Regions from separate parts of the Homo sapiens genome. Here all the other regions are linked to region 1. The links are chromatin loops, found by intact Hi-C in ENCODE. Cell type or tissue: A673. All regions are shown on one strand.

Region 1 (5,000 bases):
GGCTATGAAGCATTTGCTCTGTGCCAGGCAATGTCCTAAGCACAGTATGTCATATCACAAAAGTAGGTGGTGGTTAGGGTTTGGAGTCTGGACCCCAGCTTGCTTTGAATCCCTATGTTAGTATTTATTAGCTGTGTGACCTTGGGCAAGTGAATTAACCTTATTGTGCTTCCATTTTCTACCTATAAAATGGGCTAATAATAAACTTACATAACTCATAAGATTGACATGATGATTAGATTTAATCTATGTTAAGTGCTGGTAACAATACCTAGTGTATAGTAAGGGTTATATAGCTGTCAGCTCTTGTTATCGTCATCATCATCATCATCATCCCCCTCACAATAACCGTGTGGTGGTTAATTTTGTGTGTCATGCATGACTAATACAAACTCTGTGAGGTAGCTTCTATTATTGTCTCCATTTTACGGAGAAGAACACTGAAGTTCAGGGAGACTGACCAAAGTCACAAAGGCAAGATGTGGCAGGACCCTCATTCAAGCCCTGGCAGCTGTTTCGAGTCTGGGCTTTTCATGCCCTACAACACTGCCATGCCACTTAACAGTACCTTCCAGAATAGTTGTCTACAGGTCAAACATATACAGGTCATGTTCTTTTTTCCCCCGTGGTTAACATTTCAGAAGAGCTTTATTTTCCCCACTGCTTGGTTTGCAGCTGAGCAGATATAAGAGGTAGCTGTATGTACAGAAAGAACTCTGACATGCAATCAGCTTAACTCCTACATGCAAAATACAGAGCTGCACACTTGCAGACATCTCGTTTTATCTTCACAGATAACCCATTGGGTATGTATTATCCCCATTTTATAGATGAGGACACCGAGACTGCTCTTGTCCAACATCACAAAGAATGGGTCTACCTCCAAAGCTTTTTCTGCTAGGCAGAATTGCTAAATTAAATGTAAAGAGATTCTATTGTAAACACTTTTGTAAAGTGAATCTGTAATAATCATAACCTAATTTGTTTGTTGTGGAAAGGTGGAGGGTCTCACTTCTTAAAAGTGACTTCATGGTTCAACTCTGATGAATGATTCTGTTCTCTTCACTTCCAGAGGAGATTTGCACCCTAGTTATCGCTGAGACTTTCCCTGAAGATGCAGGGATCTTTACATGTTCAGCAAGAAATGATTATGGATCAGCAACCAGCACTGCCCAGCTGGTTGTCACCTCAGGTATGTGAGGAGTAAAAAAAATGACTGGGTTCTGTTCCCCAGCACCAGTGTGGATGGCCACAGCAGAAAGGCACCGTCCTGGCCAGGTGCAGTGGCTCACACCTGTAATCCCAGCACTTTGGGAGGCCGAGGCAGGCAGATCACTTGAGGTGAAGAGTTCGAGACCAGCCTGGTTAACATGGTGAAACCCTGTCTCTACCAAAAATACAAAAATTAGCTGAGTGTGGTGGTGCGTGCCTGTAATCCCAGCTACTCTGGAGGCTGAGGCAGGAGAATCACTTGAACCCAGAAGGTGGATGTGGCCGTGAGCCAAGATCATCCCACTGCACTCCAGCCTGGGTGACAGAGTCAGACTCCATCAAGGAAGGAAGGAAGGAAGGAAGGAAGGAAGGAAGGAAGGAAGGAAGGAAGGAAGGAAGGAAGGAAGGAAGGAAGGAAGGAAGGGAGGGAGGGAGGGAGGGAGGGAAGGAAGGAAGGAAGGAAGGAAGGAAGGAAGGAAGGAAGGGACAAAGCGACTGTCCCAGGAAGAGAGCTCAGCTCAGCCTTCAGGAATCTGGCCACTCCAGGAGTCACCCTAACAATCTAAGTTCATCGTGAAACAAAGGCTTTAGGGGAGGGGAGAAGAAGGAGTGAAGTGGAGATGACAAACAAAAAGATAATGATCGTGTAGCAACTGAACACACAGGGGGCTTTCTTTAAAATCGTGCAGTCTTGGTCTTGGAAACGATGGAGCTGGTTTCCTAACATCCTCCCGCTAACCTAGAATCATATTCACATTGGAAAGCCACCTCTGCATCAGAGGTGCAGTCACTTTCTCAGCAGTGCCAACACATGAGATCTGGAGATACTTGTACAAATAAGCCATTGTCTGATCCACTGTTGAAACTTCTGAAAAGGTAATACAAGATAAGCCTTCTTGTATAAAATGTAATACAAGATAAAACTCAGAGAAGCTGTAAAGGCCTTCAAACTCAAATTTCACTGATAGTCTGTATCAATGATAGTATATAACTAATATGAAAAAGAAAGCAATGTATTGTATTATTGAAGTCAATTTTCAAAAATATATGGATATTTTCTAAACTCAAAAACTTACCACTAGGGAAGGCAATATGAAACAGCTTTTTTTCTTTTTCTTTTCTTTTCTTTTCTTTTTATTTGTCTGTTTTCTAGTTACTAATGAGCATTAGCTTACTTTAATTGCCTCATCTCTGCCATTCATCTTAAAGATATTTTTAAAATATGTTTTTGACCAAGCCTGGAACATAATGTACATAGTAGGGAATCAATAAATGGGTCATTTGTTAAATGATACGGACTTGGAGAGAACAACTGAATTGTACTTGGATTCCTTCAGAAGAGCAAGAACTTGGTGCTAGGTGGCAGCAGAGACACAACCAAAACTTATTTAGGGACCTTAGAGTGGCAACTGTAAATGCTTTTTCATCTTCATTAAGAAAAGAAATGGGAGGGTCATCTTAAGTGGGAAATGGTTTCTGTGAATGACTACTGTAAGTGCTGAAAGAAACCTAAGTGTCAGGATCAGAGTTACAGAGCAAAGAGGACCCCAGCGTTTTGATTCCGAGTTGGCTTCAACACTGTCCCATCAAATGGCCATAGCAGGAGTGCAGTGTTTAAACAATATGGCCAAAACCCTGGGCTCTATAAGTCTGAGTGGCAAAAATTTGTGTGTAATATTTTCCATTTGTTTCTGCAGTAAATCTGCTATAGGTCAAACATAATCAACAAATATTTTATTTCTGAGCTTTTTGTTTACCTCAATAAGCATTTTTGAGTGCATGCCAGGAGCTCTGCTGGGCTGTGTGGGCAAGGTGCAGAATCTAAAAAAGACGTGATCTCAAGATGCTTTCAGCCTATTGAGGGCAACAAATAAAAATCTCTTTCGTACTGAGTTATAGTTGGAGCAATCACCTAATATGGAAAAAAATATTTTTATGAGATTATGAAATTTTACTTGGACTCCAAGGTTTACCTTCCCTAGCTTTAGATGAATATCCACATAAAACCTTTACAGCTTGAGCCAATTTGAGTAGTGACAGCTAGGATGTTCAGTCGGACCCATGGACCAAAACGTGAGAGGACAAAGCATTGTTGGTTGATACTGTTTGTGTTGTCACTTTTTTTGCCAAGTTCTATCTTTAGCTCTTGTTTGGAATTTTTATGATTCGGTAGCTGGGTTCCCCAAATGTGAGCTCAGTCAGGAAATGAAACGGTAGCACTCGTTCAAAACAAGCTTGAAAGAACCAGGCCCTCCAGCTGGCAGTGCTTCTGCGTCAGATGAGAGCAGCACAATCACCTCTTCTTTAACAACTTCACACAACACAGGGATTCTCAGAAGACTCTGACAGTGTGAAATCACTTGTTGAACTAGTGGCATCTTCTTATGTTTTTCCTCTCTTTCCCCTTCCTTAGCCAACACTGAAAACTGTAGTTACGAGTCAATGGGAGAATCCAACAATGACCACTTCCAACACTTTCCACCTCCCCCTCCAATCTTGGAGACAAGTTCCTTGGAGTTGGCTTCAAAGAAACCATCTGAGATCCAGCAGGTGAACAACCCTGAGTTAGGCCTGAGCAGGGCAGCCCTTCAAATGCAATTCAATGCTGCTGAGAGGGAAACGAACGGAGTCCATCCCAGCCGTGGAGTAAATGGACTGATTAACGGCAAAGCTAACAGTAATAAATCTCTTCCAACACCAGCTGTCCTGCTTTCACCCACTAAGGAGCCACCACCTCTGCTTGCCAAACCAAAACTGTGAGTATTTCTGCATGGTTTTATAATAATTTCCATACCCCTGTTACATTTCCTGTCTGGTGAGAAAAAAACTTTTGCCTGTATTCAACTATGTGGCAAGTTGGCCTTGACTCATGGGACCTTGCTGCCAAGTGGTGTCTTTCAACAATATAAAAGACACCTAAAAATAAAGAAGGGAAATGAAAAGCTTGGTGAAATCTGCCCTTTGCTGAAAGCTATAACTGGTTATGGCTGTGAAAATATCTGTGCCCAGTGTGGGCTTCCAACATACAGCTAAGGATGTAGCCACTCCCTGGAGGCCATGGAAAAGGGGGATCTACTTTCAGCCCTTTATTAAAAGCATTTCAAAAAGTGAGTATAAGTACTTTGCATTTGTTACTTTAAATATTAAGTATCAGTAAGAAGATCTGATATAGACAAGCGGGGAAAGACTAAAAACTGAGGCTGGAAATTCAGGGTGCAGATCCTGGCAGGGCAATGAAACTGGAGGGAAGCAGGCTTGTGGGCAAGAAGAGCGCCCTTCACAACACAGGCTACTTGGCTTGGAATTCCATGGAGCTGCATATTTCCATGAATACCATCTTCACAGTTGATGTCCATTATTTTCTTAGGATGATAAACCTTGCATGAGCTGTTTCCATTGGCACCGCACAGCAGAGAGTTGTTATGAATGGAGCCATTACAATGTCAGAGAGAGGCAGAAATAAATTAGCTCAAAGGGTTCTACCATAGCGCAAGAGACCCTGAATTACTGCCCTGCCAGAGGTTAGTGGAAATGTAAGAGTCATAGTGAATGTGTATGTATTCTATGAGGTCACATTCCCATGAGAATGTATTTGCCAGAACCTAGGAAAGCCCCTTCTATTTACCCATATCTGATGTTTTTGATTTGGGGCAGGAAGGGCTTCTTTAGGGGTTATTCTTTATTTCCCTAGCATTGACTAGCCTACTCTTTTCTCTCTGTGATCAGTTCATTTGTTAGAAATGTTAGAATTTAAAAGATATTTGAATTAGAATAACACCTTACCTTTG
Region 2 (5,000 bases), 780 kb after region 1:
TAGTCCCATAGTTCAGTATTATTGAAAAAGTATACTGATATTTAAGATGTTACTACAAATAGGCCGGGCGCAGTGGCTCACACCTGTAATCCCAGCACTTTGGGAGGCCAAGGCGGGTGGATCACAAGGTCATGAGTTTGAGACCAGTCTGGCCATCATGGTGAAACCCTCTCTCTACTAAAAATACAAAAAATTGGCCGGGCATGGTGGTGTACACCTGTAGTCCCAAGTACTCGGGAGGCTGAGGCAGGAGAATCACTTGAACCCGTGAGGCAGAGGTTGCAGTGAGCCGAGACTGTGCCACTGCACTCCAGCCTGGGCGACAGAGTGAGACTCTGTCTCAAAAAAAAAAAAAAAAAAAGTTACTACAAATAACTTTTAAAAATATCTAGAGCTCACCTAACAGTATTATCACCTTGAAAGATTATATCTAAATATTTTGAAACTTTGTTTGTTTTAATTACTATAGTATATAAATTCAAATAAGGTTTCATACACTGAGAGAATAAAAACAAGCTCCAAAGTTGTTCTGAATAGTAGCAGTATTTTTAGAACAAATATGTTATTTCTCTAGATGATTACTTAAAAGAAATATACTTTGAATGAACACATTCTGCTATTTTTATTTAAATCAGTAATCACTTCTCTACCACATACTAGGATTACAGTTATGTGCCACCATGCCCAGCACATTTTTGTATTTTTAGTAGAAATGGGATTTCACATGTTGGCCAGGCTGGTCTCGAACTCCTGACCCCGTGATCTGCCTGCCTTGGCCTCCCAGAGTGCTGGGATTACAGGCGTGAGCCACCGCGTTTGGCCTGCTATTTCGATACATCAATCTGACACGATTTCTGTGAGAAGACAAATCCACAATATTTGACAAAAATTATCAATAAATTAAAATACATATTAATACCTATTAAGGCCAAGCACAGTTCTAGATAATGATATCCAAAATGAATTAGACACAATATTTTCTCTGAGGGGACTGTAAATTAGAAAAGAAAAAAGAACACATAAATCAATCAGTATGTTACAGAGAAAAAAATAAAGAGATAAGTACTAAACGATCTGGGGAAGAATGAAACAAAAAATATAGAAAGAACTAACTCTGTAAAGCCAAGAGGGGCACCAGTGAGAACAGCCTTCGCAGAGCAGCCAATGGTCAGCCATTCATTGTTCGGGAAGGCCATAAAACACAGATAAAGTAGGACAGTTGTACATTCAAATCCCAAAACACTCACCAGTCCTGTGATTTTTCATTGTTTTTATCCTCTCTGAACCTCACAGTTTTTCTCTAAAATAGAAATGCTGTACTCTTTGCCTCTCTGCTATAGGGATTGCATGAGATAATTTACGTAAAGTACACATCTGTGTACCTAATAAATAGTAGCAATTGTTATTTATTTGGTTTCCATTAAATAAGGTTATTTGGCTTAAACACTACAAGTCTGGTTTTAGTTCCTGATGAAATGTATTAAGTTTCAGAATGCAAGTTTCTCATCTTTAGAATGCAGACTAAAAACAAAAACCTCCTATCTTAACCATGATCAGAAATTAAAATTTGAGCATTGTGAGAGACAAATTTATTGGCACTTTTATAATAATGATCTTCAGCAGCCTTCAGTAAATGCTTATGTTCTATAATCAAATGCATACTGATCTCTCCTCTGAGTCAACTAAACCAAACAGATTAGAAGAACCTAAACAGACAAATTCAGACATGGAATCTAAATAAATGAACAAAGACAGATTACTAACTCTTACAATAACTTAAGAAGACAACTAAGTTACTGAAAATTTATGGGTGGTTCAGGATGACTACTGAAATGTGGCAACATCATTATAAGCTAATGTCATACACTTAAGTAACTTATTAGTACAGTTGAATTGGGCCTTCTGTATAAATATCATGGTGTATTATTTATAATCAGAACCTTAAAGCTTTTCAATATTAACTACATCTTGAGATAAAAGATGATAATGTACTTCTAATTATTGAAAGATAAACCATTACACTAAGCCTTTTATACGGAAAGTTGAGCAAATATGACATATCACAAAAATTAACTAAGCCAGGAAAACAATATAAAGTTTCATATAAGAGAAAAATATAAAAATTTGGAACAAAGAATGACCCAATTTTATTATACAATTGATCACCCAGCTAAATCTATAATATATATTTCATTCTAAACATACTTTTTCACTGGGTGCAATGGCTCACACCTATAATCCCAGCACTCAGGAGGCTGAGGCAGGAGGAGCACTTGAGCCCAGGAGTTTGAGACCCAGTTAATTTTCTTTTTTCTTGTAGAAATGGAGTCTCACCAGACCAGTGAGACTCCATTTGTACAACAAATAAGAACATTAGCTTATGTATGGTGACGTGTGCTAAGGGTCCCAGCTATAGACAGGCTGAGGCAGGAGGATCCCTTGAGCCCAGCAGGTCGAAATTGCAGAGAGCCATGTTCACACCACGGCACTCCAGCCTGAGTGACAGAGCAAGACCCTGTTTCAAAACAAAACAAAACAAACAAAGCACAGTCTTTCAAAGTTTAACCACAGTTTTAAATATAAAAATGTGCAAAAAAAAAGATAAAACATTGACCTGAAAGTTTCATAATTCAGTTTTAAAAGAAATGCTTTAGAAGCTTTTTTTTTCTTAGCCATTTTTCTCACAAGGTTCATAAATTTAAGGCTTTTCAACATTGCTTTTATTGTCACAAAAGGTTTTCAATTATCGCTGTAAAACTGTTTCTACTTCACGTGTCAATTTTGCCATGTGCTGAAAAATTAAGCAGCAGTGCCACCAAATGACGAAACTCAAAATTTCACCAAATAGTGAGGCGAGGCTTACAAACACATGAAACCACCAGTCTGCCTACTCTTGATGTCTGCCTACTCTTGATCAATAACAAACATATTTTCATCTTTATGCTGACTTATTAGTAAGGATTTAATGTATGCTAGGAAAGTATTAAATGACTTAGTTTCATATTTTGAATAGAGTAATTTCACACAGTTTTATACAGCCTAAAGATATATCATGGCCAAATCTTATCAAATTCATATTTAATGTCTCAAAACCTTATCTTTGAAGAACCAATAGTATAAAAGTATTTGTATTTGAATAAATTTTCTTAACTAGTATTGCCATAATGCTTTTATAAGAATATCTAAGAATAAGAACAAGGTAGCCAGAAGCAATGAGTGTGTACACCCTGTGGGGAGCCTTACAGGCGTGCATGGAAAGTCTAAAAATAAGACAAAGATGGAAACAGAAATACACAAGAATTTACATTCAAAATATTTTATCCAACCTAACCAAGACAGAATCTCCCTAATTCTATTTTTCACTGAATTTTAATTCTTAAAACATTGCTACCCTTTTAAAAAACTGAATCGATCTTCCTTACATACTTCATTCACAATATAGCATACGTGATGGCTGAAAACCTAACACTATATTACTTGGCCCTCCCAAAAAAAGGACCCATCATCACATATTGTTCTCCATATCTAAATCCCAATTGGTACTACAATTTTTATCATTAAATATGTCAAAGAGAAAATTTTATAAAATTAGGTATATACTGCCAAAGAATCACAATAGTTAAGGCAGTGATTTTTTTTTCCTTCACTTTTAAGTTCCAGGGTACATGTGCAGAATGTGCAGGCTTGTTATATAGGTAAATGTGTGCCATGGTGGTTTGCTGCACAGATCAACTCATCACCCAGGTATTAAGGCCAGCATCCGTTAGCTATTCTTCCTGATGCTCTCCCTTCCTCCACATCCCTCAAAAGCCCCAATGTGTGTTGTTCCCACCAATGTGTTCATGTATTCTCATCGTTCAGCTCCCACTTATAAGTGATACCATGAGGTGTTTGGTTTTCTGTTCCTGTGTTAGTCTGTTGAGAATAACAGCTTCCAGCTCCATCAATGTCCCTGCAAAGGACATGTTCTTGTTCCTTTCTGTGGCTGCATAGTATTCCATGGTGTATATGTACCGTGTTTTCTTTATCCAGTCTATCACTGATGGAAATCTGGGTTGATTCTATGTCTTTGCTATCGTGAATAGTGCTGCAATGAACATACGCATGCATGTATCTTTATAACAGAATGATTTATATATTTTGGGGTATATACCCAGTAATGGGATTGCTGGGTCAAATGGTGTACCTGCTTCTAGATCTTTGAGGAATCCCCACACTGTCTTCCAAAATGGCTAAACTAATTTACACTCCCACCAACAGTGTAAATGCATTCCTTTTTCTCTGTAACTTTGCCAGCATCTGTTGTTTCTTGATTTTTTAATAATTGCCATTCTGACTGATGTGATATGGTATTTCTCTGTGGTTCTGATTTGCATTTCTCTAATGATCAGAGATGTTGAGCTTTTTTTCATGTTTGTTGGCTGCATGCATGTCTTCTTTTTAAGAAGTGTCTGTTTATGTCCTTTGCCCATTTTTTAATGCGTAAAAATGGACATTTTTGTTTTTTTCTTGTAAATTTGTTTAAGTTCCTTGTAGACTCTGGATATTAGCTCTTTGTCAGATGGATAGATTGCAAAAATTTTCTCCCATTCTGTAGGTTGTCTGTTCACTCTGATGACAGTTTCTTTTGCTGTGCAAAAGCTCTTTAGTTAATTAGATCCCATTTGCCAATTTTTGCTTTTGTCGCTATTGCTTTTGGCATTTCATCATGAAATCTTTATTTGTGCCTGTGTCCTGAACGATACTGCCTAGATTTTCTTCTAGGATTTCTATAGTTTTGGGTTTTACATTTACATCTTTAATCCATCTTGCGTTAACTTTTGTATAAAGTTTAAGGAAGGGGGATCCAGTTTCAATTTTCTGCATATGACTAGCCAGTTCTCCCAGCACCATTTATTAAATAGGAAATCCTTTCCCTATTGCTTGTTTTTGTCAGGTTTTTCAAAGATCAGTTCCGTGTAGGTATGTGGTTTATTTCTGAGTTCTCTATTCTCTTCCAT
Region 3 (5,000 bases), 200 kb before region 1:
TGACCTGGCCCGGAGAGCCATAGCCGACTCCGAAACAGAAGATTTTGACTCGGAAAAGGAGATCTCGCAGATTTTCAGTACTTCTCCTGCAAGCCTCTGTGAACATCCTTCCCATAAGGAGACCAAATTGGGTGAACACGCCTCGAGGAGACCTCAGGATAACAGGTCAACACCTGTCCAGCCTCTGGCAGAGAAACAAACTAAGAGTATCTCTTCACCTGTTTCAAAGAGGAAACCTGCCATGTCACCCCTGCTCACCAGGCCCAGCTACATCCGGAGCCTCCGAAAGGCTGAAAAGCGTGGTGCAAAAACTCCCAGCACAAACGTAAAGCCCAAAACGCCACATCAAAGAAAGGGTGGCCCCCAGAGCCAGCTGTGTGACAAGGCAGCTAATTTAATTGAGGAGCTAACATCCATATTTAAAGCCGCAAAGCCAAGAAACAGAAGCCCAAATGGGGAGTCCTCGTCACCAGACAGTGGGTACCTGTCTCCTAAAAATCAGCCGTCAGCCCTGCTGAGTGCCTCAGCCAGCCAGAGCCCTATGGAAGACCAAGGGGAGATGGAAAGAGAGGTCAAGTCCCCTGGGGCCAGGCATTGCTACCAGGACAACCAGGACTTGGCAGTGCCACACAACCGCAAGTCTCACCCACAGCCCCACAGCGCCCTCCACTTCCCAGCTGCACCTCGATTCATCCAAAAGCTGAGGAGCCAAGAAGTAGCAGAAGGGAGCCGAGTTTATCTGGAGTGTAGAGTCACTGGAAACCCCACTCCTCGAGTCAGGTATGAATTTTTGTATTATGCATAGCAAATGATCTTGTTGACTTTGGTGTTACTTTAATATGGGAGGAAGAAAGATTTCCTGTGTCATTAGCCCTCTGGAGACTGAGGTAGAGTACTTGCAAGGAGAGAAGCAGCCCAGAATCGCCACTATGAGTTGTCCTAGTTGTCCCTGGCCTGATATATCTGTGGTCATGCACCCTCTGTGCTAAGGAAGGAAGGCAAAGGACTTGAGAAGGCAAAGAGCAGTGGAAACAGTTTGTTCTCTAAGATGGTGGAACTAGTAACAAATAGGCACACTTAAGATGTGAAACTTATTTACTCGAAGTACTGTGAAAAGTGTGTGTATATTTGAATATGAGTTGCTAAAGACGGTTGAAAGCATGGCTAAAACTAGCTGCTATCTAGAAGTGAAAGGCACGAGTGTGTAGAGGCCAACCTTCAGATTAGCCCCCAATAACGCATTAAAGGGAACAATAAACACCGAGGCCTACTTGAGGGGGGAGAGTAGGAGAAGCCTGAGGATCAAAAAACTACCTATCAGGTACTAATCTCATTACCTGGGTGACAAAATAATCTGTATGCCAAAGCCCTGCAACATGTAATTTACCCATGTAACAAACCTGCACACGTATCCCCGAATGTAAAAGTTGGAAAGAAAAAAAAAAAAGATTCTCATATACAAGAAACAAAAACCAAACAAAAATTATCCCCCAAATGGATAATCTAGTCTCAGGCATGGACTAAATAGGCACATATTCAGTAACATAAACACACACACACCCCTTCAATGTGATGCAAAGAAGGAAGGCAGAACTTTCCTAAGAAAGAAAGATAAATCAAGTCAGGAGCTCCGCAGGTCTGCCCGTTATTCCTACACAGGCTCTGGCCACTAGAGCATGGAGACAGCAAGAAATAACAGTGAAGGGAGTATGCACTTAGAGTTAATAGGCACTCATACCACCATGTTCATTAGAATTTCTATACATTCTTCTGACTTCATTGTAGAGTTTATACCTTCCCCTGAGCAAAAATGTTAAGGGGAAAGAGATCCTGGAGTCCCCCTGCAGGGTTTCCAGTCATGATTCCATTGCCCAAGTTACTCTACCCCTCTGTGACTCAGTTTCTTCATCTGTGAAATGGGAAGTATAATGATACCTACATCATTCTGTTTTATGATTAAATAATACATGGGGAAAATTAAAGCAGTACCTTGCAGCTAGTAACTGCTGCAGTAGTGTTACCTATTATCTTTATTATTTCTCATTTCTTAATTTTATATGGCAAAATGAAAATAACAAGTCAGGATTATACTACACAAATAATGAATATTCATTTATCTGGGAAGTTTTGCTTTTATTCATGCAGAATGCTTTACCTAAATTACATAAATATTTAAAAAGTTAACTCAAGGGCCAGGCACAGTGGCTCATGCCTGTAATTCCAGCACTTTGGGAGATTGAGGTGGGTAGATCACCTAAGGCCAGGAGTTCGAGACAAGCCTGGCCAACATGGTGAAACCCCCTCTCTACTAAAAATACAAAAAATTAGCCAGGCATGGAGGCGAGTGCCTGTAATTCCAGCTACTCAAGAGGCTGAGGCACAAGAATCACTTGAACCTGGGAGGCAGAGGTTGCAGTGAGCCAAGATCATATCACTGTACTCCACTCCAGCCTGGGTGACAGAGCGAGACTCTGTCTCAAAAAAAGAAAAAAAAAAAGTTAACTGAAAATTATTTGATTTGGAAAAAAATGGTAAAGTAGACATCACTGGCTAAAGATTGAATTGAAACACTGGTACTTTCTTACTAATAGCATTTCACAGATCACAAACTTCCCTGTATCTCTGATCCTTTGCTCACTAACACAAGCTTTGCTAGTGTTGGTTTCTTAATCTGACCTCATTGTGCACACACATGAAGTAAAAATTAGCATTACTGGCTGAAAAGTGGTGTGATTACAGGTGGGCGATTTTTTTCCCCCGACCAATTTGTTCAACTAATTCACTTTGAGTCAGCTTTACAGTAATTTTACTATAATTCTTTAAGAAACTGACAGCAGGGGGCAGTAAAAAACTTTTTCATGTGTTCATTTAATTAAATATGTCGTTCTAAATTCTGCATTTATATGTTATTTATGTAGATTATTTATACAGATTTATATACATGAAGAATTTGTTTCTTACATTTTACCTTTGACAGAAATGAATGTTTCAGATTCTATTTAGATTTTTTAACCTATCAATCTTGCAAATAAATAATTTTCATTAGACATTCATTCTCATGTCACTCAAAACAGTTCCACAGGTTTTCAAACTACATATGGTTCCACCTACATTTACTTCCAAAATAACCCTTGAAGTATACTACAACCTTTAAAAAATGACAGAAAGCAGTCCATTTAGCATTGAAGGATTAATTCAGGTGAACAGACCATAATTACTGTATTAAAATTCACTTAACCATTTGGTGATTCTAGGGGTCATCAAATTCACACTTCTGCCTCTTTGGGGGTAGCAGAACTAAAATTTAATTTAGTTAGTATCTGCAGTATTATTAACTAGTTTTCTCTTATTCTGCAGTCTATGAAAGTCCAAACTTGACAAATTATGCCCTTCTAGAATAATTAAGTCTCATAAAATGTTCCATTGTTGAAAGTTAGCTGGTCATGTTTGTATCCTATAGAGTTTTTTGGGTTTGGAGGCTGTTTTTGTTTGAGAGGGAGAGCATAGATGCTCATTGGATTTTTTAAATTTCTGTTCCAAAGATCTTGATCCTCCTTGTCATGTATTTGTAAGTGCACCAGACGCCTAAGAACATTGAGCTCTTTTGACCACATGAGACATATGACAGTCATAAGAGAAAATCTTTGAAGGAAATTTTCTATCAGGAAGAAAACCTTTATTAAAGATTTCCTGCAATGGGGCATTTTAGAACCTGACTCAGACTGTGTCAGTCCAGAGGACCTAGGACCTGGAGCTTAGGCAGACCTATTGATTGGCAGGCCATTTCCTGAGGTCACAGAAGCAGTTGACAGACGTGTGGAGAGGCAAGGAGATGTCAGGAGAATCTAAAGCAAGCCATAAGCAGAAGCCCAAGAGACACTGGTTGGTGAGAGCAGAGACGCTCCTCAGTGTTGGGTAGTTGGCAGCTGTACTGGGAGGTAAGTGAGGTATGGTGCCAAGAAGCTTGGCGGTTGGCCAATGGAAAGGTCCAGGCTGACTTATAGGGAATGCGTCACAGGAAAACATGGCAGCAGACAGTAGGATCAAGATACAGGAGCTGGAACACGGGGGAGAAACCTTTACCTTGCAAGAGTTTAAGCAAGTGAAAGTTAGGACCATAGCTCCAGAAAGACAAAAGAACAGAGCAGAATCTTAGTGACTCAACTGGGTCCAGATTAGGGAAACCAATTGCTAGGTTAACATGCCTGGGCTACTAAGCAGCTGGCTGGAGCTTAGATTAAACAACAGAGATTGTTTGCTTTTGAAAGCTGGCATGATGAACCTTACAAATGTGGATAAAGAAGCCCCCACTCAGGGAAGAAGTAACAGAAACAACAGGGTAAAACCAGGCCAGTCACTTCAAGGCAAGGCATTTGTACTTCACATGCAGTCACTTCACCCTCTCACACTGTGTGAACACCACTTATGACTACAAACAGGACTGAAAATATGTTTTCCTCCTTTATTATTGCATATCCAACAAAATCTCAACAAGAGAAAGAAGAGCTGATAGAAGAAAACCCTATGCATAAAAAAGGACGTTATATACAATTGAGGTAGTATTCACATGATATGCAAATTATATTAACAATTTGAATTACTACATTAAATGAAATCAAGTCAGAATTCATTTTTTCTCTGCTTATGCTCAAATGTCCCATATTCTCATATACTCCTTCCAAACAGCATAAAGACCTGTTCCCTGACATCACTCACCTTCCCTGTTCTCTCCACTCTTGACTTTGTGAGTTAGTAAAAAATTTGTGAAGAATTTTAGTTCAAAATTACCTCCGGTATTATAAAAAGGAGGCCTTATATTTTTAAAGGTATTTATTTATTTTTAAAGGTATTATTTATTTATTTTAAAGGTATTTATACCTTTAAAAATATTTTATCAACTGTATGTTTTAAACCATTTAAATGTAAGGAGACTGGGATCAAAAACTGTGAAATGATGTGCCTAGTAATACAAAAATCATTCATTAGTCATGGAGACTGGA

The links. Peaks named below come from ENCODE experiments on the same cell type or tissue, not always from the same donor. Only the 100,000 strongest peaks of a DNase experiment are listed, where the experiment ranks them.
Region 2: a loop joins it to region 1, with 2.7 times the contacts of the local background. A loop is called at or near these places in 5 of 110 quality-filtered maps.
Region 3: it touches region 1 in a loop (2.1-fold over the local background); 9 of 110 quality-filtered maps call a loop at or near these places.

Annotation. Positions count from the first base shown.
Region 1 is chr4:168,707,956-168,712,955 of GRCh38, forward strand. PALLD (palladin, cytoskeletal associated protein) reads left to right here. Exons shown (of 22, transcript NM_001166108.2): 9 at 1,073-1,192; 10 at 3,626-3,968. Among named protein-coding and RNA genes, the nearest start is that of PALLD-AS1, 62 kb to the left of the region's middle. In A673, a CTCF peak has its summit at 2,565; DNase peaks (open chromatin) are centred at 2,586 and 3,996; H3K27ac peaks cover 952 bases.
Region 2 is chr4:169,483,524-169,488,523 of GRCh38, forward strand. All of the region lies in intron 23 of NEK1 (NIMA related kinase 1), which reads right to left. Among named protein-coding and RNA genes, the nearest start is that of NEK1, 130 kb to the right of the region's middle. In A673, a CTCF peak has its summit at 2,831; a DNase peak (open chromatin) is centred at 2,808.
Region 3 is chr4:168,511,633-168,516,632 of GRCh38, forward strand. PALLD (palladin, cytoskeletal associated protein) reads left to right here. Exons shown (of 22, transcript NM_001166108.2): 2 at 1-780. The region is part of intron 1 of LOC107986198 (a long non-coding RNA gene); the gene reads right to left. Among named protein-coding and RNA genes, the nearest start is that of PALLD, 17 kb to the left of the region's middle. In A673, a CTCF peak has its summit at 2,835 (motif pointing right); a DNase peak (open chromatin) is centred at 2,839.